Linked DNA regions of Homo sapiens: all the other regions are linked to region 2. The links are chromatin contacts, found by Hi-C or POLR2A ChIA-PET in ENCODE. All regions are on one chromosome and are shown on one strand. Each heading gives the region's core, a stretch centred on a gene start or an enhancer-like site at or near the end of the contact. The rest is flanking DNA. Distances are from core to core; before and after follow the strand shown.

Region 1 (2,700 bases), core at 90-2,589, 260 kb before region 2:
GGGAGTGACTGTTAATGGGTACAGGGTTTCTATTTGGGGTGACAAAAACGTTCTGGAATTAGATAGTGGTGATAGTTTCATAACTTTGTGAATATACTAAAAACCACTGAATTATACTCTTTAAATGGGGGAATTTAATGGCACGTGACTTTTTATCTCAACAAAACAAAATCCACTGAGCACCTAGTCTGGGCCAAGCATGCTGCTGGTGCTGCAGAGATGTGAGACATGACCTTGGCCTTGGGAAGCTTGTGTCTAGTAAAAGAGACAGAGCAGTGAGACCACAATTAAAACAGTGGGATCAGTGTTGAGGAGAGGGGAGCCTAAGGGATTTGGGGAACCCCAAGGGGCTTGAGGATGGAGGGTCAGGGGAGCCCCTAGAGGCAACAATGCCATGAAGTAAAGCAGAGTCTGAAGGGGATTCGAGTCAGGGCAAGGGTGGGCTAGGGAGCTGTCGGGAAGGACATTCCAGCAACAGGGAACAGTGTGTGCAAAGGCATGGCTTACTAGAGAGCTCCTGGAGTTGGGGGGAGCTCTGAAATGCAGGCCAGGATGAGACAGGCTAGACACAGGTATTGGAAGCAGAAGTTCAAGGTTCTTCCTTCCGGCATGGGAGCTTCCCTTGTAAGCTCAGCAGGAGGACAGCCTTTCCTCCTGTTGGGGACTGTCACCTCCTCTGAGAGTACTCCCCCAGGCTTCCCTGCCCAACCCCGCCCCCACCTGGCCTCTTGGGCCCTCCCGGGAGCCCCTGGGGAACTCCTGCATTGCTCAGTCCTTCCTCCAGGGCCCTGACAGCATCACAGATCATTTCATTGATTTTCCTGCCTCTTCCCCAGGAGCTGTCTTTGCCCTTTAAACAGTTGTTGTCTACAAGAGCTTGGTCTTGGGTGAGAGAGGGCTGCCTTGAGCCTCAGACCGGTGGTGTCCCTAAGATGCTCCTCCCAGAAGCATTTGGAATCAAATGGACCTGAATCTTGGTTCTGCAGCTTTAGCTGTATGATCTTGGGAAAAATTCTTTAATCTTCCTAAGCCTCAATTTTGTCATCTGTAAAATAGGGTTGACACAGCTCACCTCACAGTGTGGTGGTGTGGAATGCATGAGATAACACATTAAAAAGGCCCTGGCAGTCAGCTGGGCATTGTTTCTTGAGCTCCAGCATGTGCCAGGTGCTGGGAGAATAGCAGTAGGCAGAGCCAGCCAGCTCGGTGCTGCTGCTCTGCTAAAGCTACAGCTACGCTCCGGCTCTGGCAAGATAGGAGCGTGCTCAAGCTGAACTGCAGGGCAGGTGCTGCGTACATCCTCTCGCTACTCCTCCCCAAGGCTTGAGGAGGTGGGGACTCTGTGATTATCCACACTTTACAGATAAGCAAACTGAAACCAAAAGTAACCTCTCCAATGCCCACAGATGAATTTAGGTGGCAGGCCTGAGACTTGTCCCTGAGTCTGCCTGACAGTGGCCTCTGCCGTTATTAATAGCTTGCCCCCCACAGCCTCCCACTCAAATTGCTGGAGGAATTACCCTTCCTCCCTTCCTCCAATTCTTCCTTCACCCACCAAGAGCCAGACCCCACCTCTGTTTCAAGAGTGAGCCGCTCAGCTTTGGCCAACCGTCCTAGCATTTCGATGCACTTGGCCTGTCCCCCTGGTTTCCACTCTGTTTTTAAGGAGGCAGCCCCTGTCCCCCAAATGCACCGCCTCCAACAGGCTCTGGGACTCATCTTGCCATCTCTATTGGCAGCAGAGTGGGGAGGGAGAGAGACAGCCAGCTTGTCTGCCATCACTCACCACTGGATCCCCAGGGCCCAGCTTGGAAAACTCACGGACGATGCTCAGAAAACCGGTGTAACTCCTGCAGAACAGCCAGGGGCGTGGGCAGCCGCCCTCTCTGTGCCTCCTGTAATGAAAATGGGTGCTAGAGGCTCTTTTCCTTTGGGAAAGGTGAATTACTGGCACAGCCACACGTCTGAGATAGTATTTCAAAAAGTAAGGAGTCACTTTTTATATTATAAAACTAACATATGCACAGATAGCAAATACAGAGAAGGGTAAAGAAAAGATAACTATTGCCCATAATTCTACCACTTTTTAATATTTTAGTATTTTTTTCTCACATTTTTTCTGTCTTTATTTTACATGTTAGGGGTTATCATTTTTCTACTGATATCATGAACATTATTTCTTATCATAAAGACTCTTTTTTTTTTTTTTTAAGAGATCAGAGTCTCACTGTTGCCTAGGCTGGAGAGTGCAATGGTGCAATCATAGCTCACTGCGGTCTCTTAATTCCTCAGCTCAAGTGATCCTCCCACCTCAGTTAGTAGCTAGGTCTACAGGTGCTTGTCACGATGCCCAGCTAAATAAATCCTTTTTTTTGAAACAGGGTCTCACTTTGTTGCCCAGGCTGGGGTGCAATGGTACAATCACAGCTCACTGCAGCATCGACCTCCTGGTCTCAAGCGATCCTCCCACCCCAGCCTCTCGAGTAGCTGGGACTGCAGGTGTTCACCACCACACTTGGCTAATTTTTGTAATTTTTGTATTTTTTGTACAGACAGGGTTTTGCCATGTTGGCAAGGCTGGTCTCAAACTCCTGGGCTCAAGCAATCCTCCCATCTTAGCCTCCCAAAATGCTAGAATTTACAGGCATGAGCTACCACACCTGGCCAAAAAATTCTTAATACACTTTTTTTTTGGCCACG
Region 2 (2,700 bases), core at 175-2,674:
GCCCACCTGGCCTTAGCCTGAGCCAGCGTTTGGGCCTTCCCCAGTCCAGCCTCCCCACAACCTGCCTGCCCTTTTCAGCTTTGAGGCACTCGGTCCCCTGCTAAGCAAGCTCTTCCCAGTGACTCTCCGCCTACAAGGATCAGCTCAGACACCACTTCCTCCAGGAAGCCTTCCTCAAGCCCTCCAGCCCCCTGCCCAGATCACATATCGCAGTTCTGATTTTTCACGCTTGTCTGCTTCCCTCTTCAGGCTGGAAACTCTGGGAGGTGGGGGTCCAGCTGGTGTTCTTGGTCACCAGCAGACCTCAGGAGCCAGCACAGCACCCAGCACATGGGCTGCTTTTTCTCTTTTTTCATAATAGAGATGGGGTCTTGCCATGCTGCCCAGGCTGGTCTCTAACTCCTAGGCTCAAGTGATCCTCTTGTGTTAGCTTCCCAAAGTGCTGGGATTAAAGGCATGAGCCACCACACCTGGCCTGGTTTGCTATTTTAAAACCTTTGTTGAAAGGATGAACACACAAACACAATACATTGTGCCAGACAGGCACACAAAGTTTATCAAATGGCAGCGAAAAACAAACACCAACTGGGCAAGTGATGAGACAGGGGTCTGAACATCTCAAAAGCCAGGACAGCTTCCCTAGAAGAGGAGCAAGCGGTTTCTTTTTTTAAAGGCCGGTAGAGATCCCCGCTAGACAGCCCAAAGCAGGCCCATGGGTAGAACTGTGCAGAACTTGAAGTGATTCTTCTTTGCACCCAGATAACCCATAAACCTGGCTAGCTGTGCCTGAGACAAGGAAAAGGGAAGACATGCAGTGCAGCACGACCCAGCTACTGGCAGGTCTGGTGTCCTGGCAGCTGCTATCTCCCAGAACTTGTTAAGAAACAACCTCTACAGATTTGGGTTCTGCTGATGGAGCAAAACTTCTCTGGTTGACAAAGGATGGAGGTGGCCTACAGGCAGCCACTCCCGTCAGAGTGAAATGAAGCTGCTCTCACTTCTTGGAAAGTTGGTTGCAGTCACAGAAGCGCCAAGGGGCTACTTTCCCAGACAAACCACAGTGGGGCCTGCTAGCCCAGCCCTGGGGGCCTAAAAGGGGACCTTTCATTGGTAGCGTCATTTTCTCTTAACCACAAAACCGCAAGATATAAATTTTCCGGAATAGACAAGCACCTGGGGTTTCAGGGATGGGACCAGCAGCAAGAAGGAAAGAGTCATTACGTCTCTGGCCACAGGGGAGGCCCTGGGCTGGAACCAACATCTCTCACACCCCAATATTCTTTTGCTTCAAGAATGTACTGTGGGCCCACCCCAGCCCTGACCAGAGTCTGACTTACAGAAAGAGAATAGTATCAGGTCAGCCACAAACAGTTGGTGGGTGCTACCGATACTACAGCAGGCGCTCACTAAGTATCTGGGGCCGAAGGAGCTCAGCTCTAGTCCCAGCTCTAACATCTAAAATCAAAGATCTTGGGGAAATCCCCCTTGGCTCAGCTTCAGTCTTACCACCTATAAAAAGAGTATCATTTTATGGAGGTTGAGGCCAAGTGAGTTGCCGTATACAAAGTGCTTGGAACAAGCAAAAAACAAACCACGGGTCCTATCCAGCCATACCTAGGAGTCAGTGTGGCTCCATGAAGGACATCTCTAGCCCTAAAGTCCCTTGACACCACTCCCTTGGGTGAACATAGCCATGGGATCTAACCAGTGAGCCTCACTTTTCCTACCTGTAAAATGGGGTTGATCTACCTCAAAAGGCTGTTGTGAAGGCTTACATGAGAAAAATATGAATGCAAAGTGCTCAGCAAAACGTGTGGAACACAGAAAACACTCTTGCGGCGGCAGCGGACGTGGGTGGTGTTCTTCTCAGGCGAAGCCGACAGGTTCTCTCTTATTACCTCCCTAGGCAATACAGAAGATATGGGTGGGAATCTGCCCGTGTCAGAGATGGGACTAAGGAAGACCCTGAAATCTGGTCTTGACTTCAGGACAATGCTGGAGGAACCCACGCATCAGATATATTTCTTCTAAAGGCGAGACGGCCAAGACCTGTACCCACCCAGCTGACTCCAGGGAACCCAATCCTATCCTCCTTTGAGTGCTCACCTCCAACCTCAGCACCAGAGGATGTGACGGGAATGAAATGACATCGGCTCCACTTGCCCAAAGGAACATCTGCACCCGTAACCTGGCATCCTGATCAGCCTCAGTGTCATCTGCCACCCCAGCTGCTCGGGTATGACTCTGGCACAGGCCTCCCAAATGGAGGCTCCACGAGTATCACTTGGATGGTGGTGAGGCTTGTCAGACATCCCTGGAGAGCACGGGCCTGGTTGAGCAGATACTGTGCCAAGGAGAAGCACGTGCCACTGAGGAAAGAGACTTCTTCAGGTAAAGGACACAGCCCCCAGAACTGCAGGGATCCCCAGGAACATGGAGGCCTCACACCCCTACCCTGCAGGTCCCTTCCTTGTCATCCTTCCTTTACACTGCGCCCCAACCTGCCTCTCCATAGCTGGTGCCCCATAGCATGGGTCCTGGGCCCATCCTCCATGGTGTGTCATGGCTGTCCCAGGCAACCTACCCATGGGCCAGTCTGATTTGGGAGGCTGGGTTCCTCTGTGGCCACAGAACCAACCATCCCTTGGAGGCTGCCACAGTGGAGCTGGAGCAATAGCTGCCTTGCCTCTAAAAGCAAGA
Region 3 (2,700 bases), core at 39-2,538, 340 kb after region 2:
CACAATGGTTGAACTAATTTACACTCCCACCAACAGTGCAAATGTGTTCCTATTTCCCCACATCCTCTCCAGCACCTGTTGTTTCCTGACTTTTTAATGATCACCATTCTAACTGGTGTGAGATGGTATCTCATTGCAGTTTTGATTTGCATTTCTCTAATGACCAGTGATGATGAGCTTTTTTTCATGTTTGTTGGCTGCATAAATGTCTTCTTTTGAGAAGTGTCTGTTCATATCCTTTGCCCACTTTTTGATGGGGTTGTTTGTTTTTTTCTTGTAAGTTTGTTTAAGTCCTTTGTAGATTCTGGATATTAGCTCTTTGTCAGATGGAGAGATTGCAAAAATTTTCTCCCATTCTGTAGGTTGCCTGTTCACTCTGATGATAGTTTCTTTTGCTGTGCAGAAGCTCTTTAGTTTAATTAAATCCCATTTGTCAGTTTTGGCTTGCATTGGCATTGCTTTTGGTGTTTTAGTTGTGAAGTCTTTGCCCTTGCCTATGTCCTGAATGGTATTGCCTAAGTTTTCTTCTAGGGTTTTTATGGTTTTAGGTCTAACATTTAAGTCTTTAATCCATCTTGAGTTAATTTTTGTATAAGGTGTAAGGCTAGCCAGTTTTCCCAACACCATGTATTAAATAGGGAATCCTTTCCCCATTGCTTGTTTTTGTCAGGTTTGTCAAAGATCAGATGGTTGTACATGTGTGGTGTTATTTCTGAGGCCTCTGTTTTGTCCCATTCGTCTATATATCTGTTTTGGTACCAGAACCATGCTGTTTTGGTTACTGTAGCCTTGTAGTATAGTTTGAATTCAGGTAGCATGATGCCTCCAGCTTTTTTCTTTTTGCTTAGGATTGTCTTGGCTATGTGGGCTCTTTTTTGGTTCCATATGAAGTTTAAAGTAGTTTTTTCTAATTATGTGAAGAAAGTCAGTGGTAGCTTGATGGGGATAGCATTGAATCTATAAATTACTTTGGGCAGTATGAACCTTTGCATTCTTAAGGGCAATCTGCTTGTTACCACTTGGACAGCTTGGCGAGGATTGTTGCTAATTCCTAGAAATCTCCTGATTACTGCCAAGGTGAGCCAAGTGAAAAGTTTGTTCCATTTTCTGCAGAGAGTGACAGTTCATTTAATTCCAGCAATAAACTGGCTTCCAGGAGAAATGACTGTTTAAAGGCCTGTGTCAATTATATGGTGATTATGAAATTCATGATATGACTAATCCAGTGGCTGAAGCTATGATTATCTGACATGATCCAAGAATCTGCAGTGTAACAGGCTCTACGTCTCCATTAAAGAGAAGTCAGTTTAATTCTGTGCTACACTCCAGATTACTTCTCTCTTTTCCTAGATCTCCTCTGTCAAAGAGAGTAGACATTTATAAAATGGTTTCTGAATTAAATTCAGTGTCCTGAAAGTCATATGAGCTGTTTTTTTCATGGATGACTCAGAGCTTGGGAATTCCAGTGTGTTGCTTTATATAATTTGAAGAGCTATAAAGACCAGGATGATCTTGAAGACTTCGTTTGGTGATATGTATGTCTTTTCCCGTAATTAGAGTCTCTGATTAGACTACAGGATATCATGACAAGCCTTTAGCTTTCCAAAGCACTCTTTATTTTTGGACCATTCTTATTTGTTTTCTTAGGAATACTATATTTTGTAAACATTAACAAAAATCTGTTTGTAACAAGCACCTATAAACATTCCAGTTTCAAAAATTGGGAAGCAAAATATTTTGCTCAAACTCTGCCATCACTGACAGTGTTTTGGAGAAGAGTCTAACGATCTCCAAATGCTTGGAACTTCCCAGCGCCTTTCAGAGACAAAGGCCCGTGGTTCCTGTACACATTTTGTGTCTTGTGGCCCAGCTTTTCTGGCCAAAGCTGAGTGGACCAAGGATTAATGACTGATTCAAAAGCTGCTATCTGTAGGTTAGATAGCAGTCAATGAGATTTCCTCATAAAAGAGCCTGGCAGAAAAGGGGCGCCCTCTATAGGATGGGCCTCTGGCTAACTCAGTTTGACTGCTAGAGCTACTAGAATCATCAGTTAGACAGAAAAGGAAGTAAAGACAGTCACAATAAAGGTAGAAGTCTAGAGTCTGCAGCAAAAGGCACCGGCTGCTGAAAGGACAGCAAGATAACCAGGTATGTATTTGCCTTGTATCTCAAATGCCTGTTGGTTTTCTTGATTTCCTACTATTTTCTCGATGTAACCTTCTAGTAAGTCCTCACTGATTGAGGAAGCTAGAACTTGCTTTCCTGACACCTGTAGTAGGTGGAGTAATCCCTAATTCCCAGAACCTGTGAATATCACCTTATATGACAAAGGGACTTTGAAGATTTGACTTGAATTAAGGATCTTGAGATGGGGAGACAACCGTGGATTATCTGCGTGGGCCCAATGTAATCACAAGGGTCCTTATAAGAGGGGACAGGGAGGGTCAGAGTGATTAGTAGGAGATGTGACCACGGAAACAGGAGGTTGGAGTGATGTGAGGCAGGGGCTGTGAGGCAAGGACTACAGGCACCCTGCAAAGCTGAAAAAGGCAAGAAAATGTATTATTTTCTGAAGCCTCCAGAATGAGCCATTTCTGCAAACCCTTAGCTAAATCTCAGTGAAAATGATTTTGGACTTCTGACCTCTGGAACTATAAGAGAATACATTTGTGTTGTTTTAAGCCACTAAATTTGTGGCAT

What was found. A loop is a pair of places that touch in the nucleus more often than their neighbours do. ChIA-PET counts read pairs that join two places held with the same protein, here RNA polymerase II (POLR2A). Pooled maps may share reads with other maps.
Region 1: a loop to region 2 is called in a pooled map, with 8 times the contacts of the local background. The contact joins two enhancer-like sites. A Hi-C loop is called at or near these places in 1 of 37 single-sample maps with no recorded cell type and 8 of 50 pooled maps. POLR2A ChIA-PET finds 5 or more read pairs at or near these places in 1 of 52 experiments (activated B cell).
Region 3: a loop to region 2 is called in a pooled map, with 3 times the contacts of the local background. The contact joins two enhancer-like sites. A Hi-C loop is called at or near these places in 1 of 168 maps with a recorded cell type or tissue (GM12878), 7 of 37 single-sample maps with no recorded cell type and 5 of 50 pooled maps.

The regions. Positions count from the first base shown.
Region 1 is chr17:27,806,855-27,809,554 of GRCh38, reverse strand. No RefSeq gene overlaps it. Among named protein-coding and RNA genes, the nearest start is that of NOS2, 7.7 kb to the right of the region's middle. RefSeq lists enhancers at 1-743, 1,357-1,476, a silencer at 659-821 and promoters at 1-2,700, 738-2,700. Within about 2 kb of position 1,339, at least 10 of the 41 ENCODE cell types and tissues checked have a DNase peak (open chromatin) inside an H3K27ac peak, as active enhancers do.
Region 2 is chr17:27,543,180-27,545,879 of GRCh38, reverse strand. The region is part of intron 1 of KSR1 (kinase suppressor of ras 1); the gene reads right to left. It overlaps LOC124903960 (a long non-coding RNA gene), which reads left to right. Exons shown (of 2, transcript XR_007065680.1): 2 at 1,907-2,700. Among named protein-coding and RNA genes, the nearest start is that of LGALS9, 87 kb to the left of the region's middle. RefSeq lists a silencer at 1,340-1,399 and enhancers at 2,073-2,573, 2,574-2,700. Within about 2 kb of position 1,424, at least 4 of the 41 ENCODE cell types and tissues checked have a DNase peak (open chromatin) inside an H3K27ac peak, as active enhancers do.
Region 3 is chr17:27,205,944-27,208,643 of GRCh38, reverse strand. No RefSeq gene overlaps it. Among named protein-coding and RNA genes, the nearest start is that of MIR4522, 87 kb to the left of the region's middle. Within about 2 kb of position 1,288, at least 4 of the 41 ENCODE cell types and tissues checked have a DNase peak (open chromatin) inside an H3K27ac peak, as active enhancers do.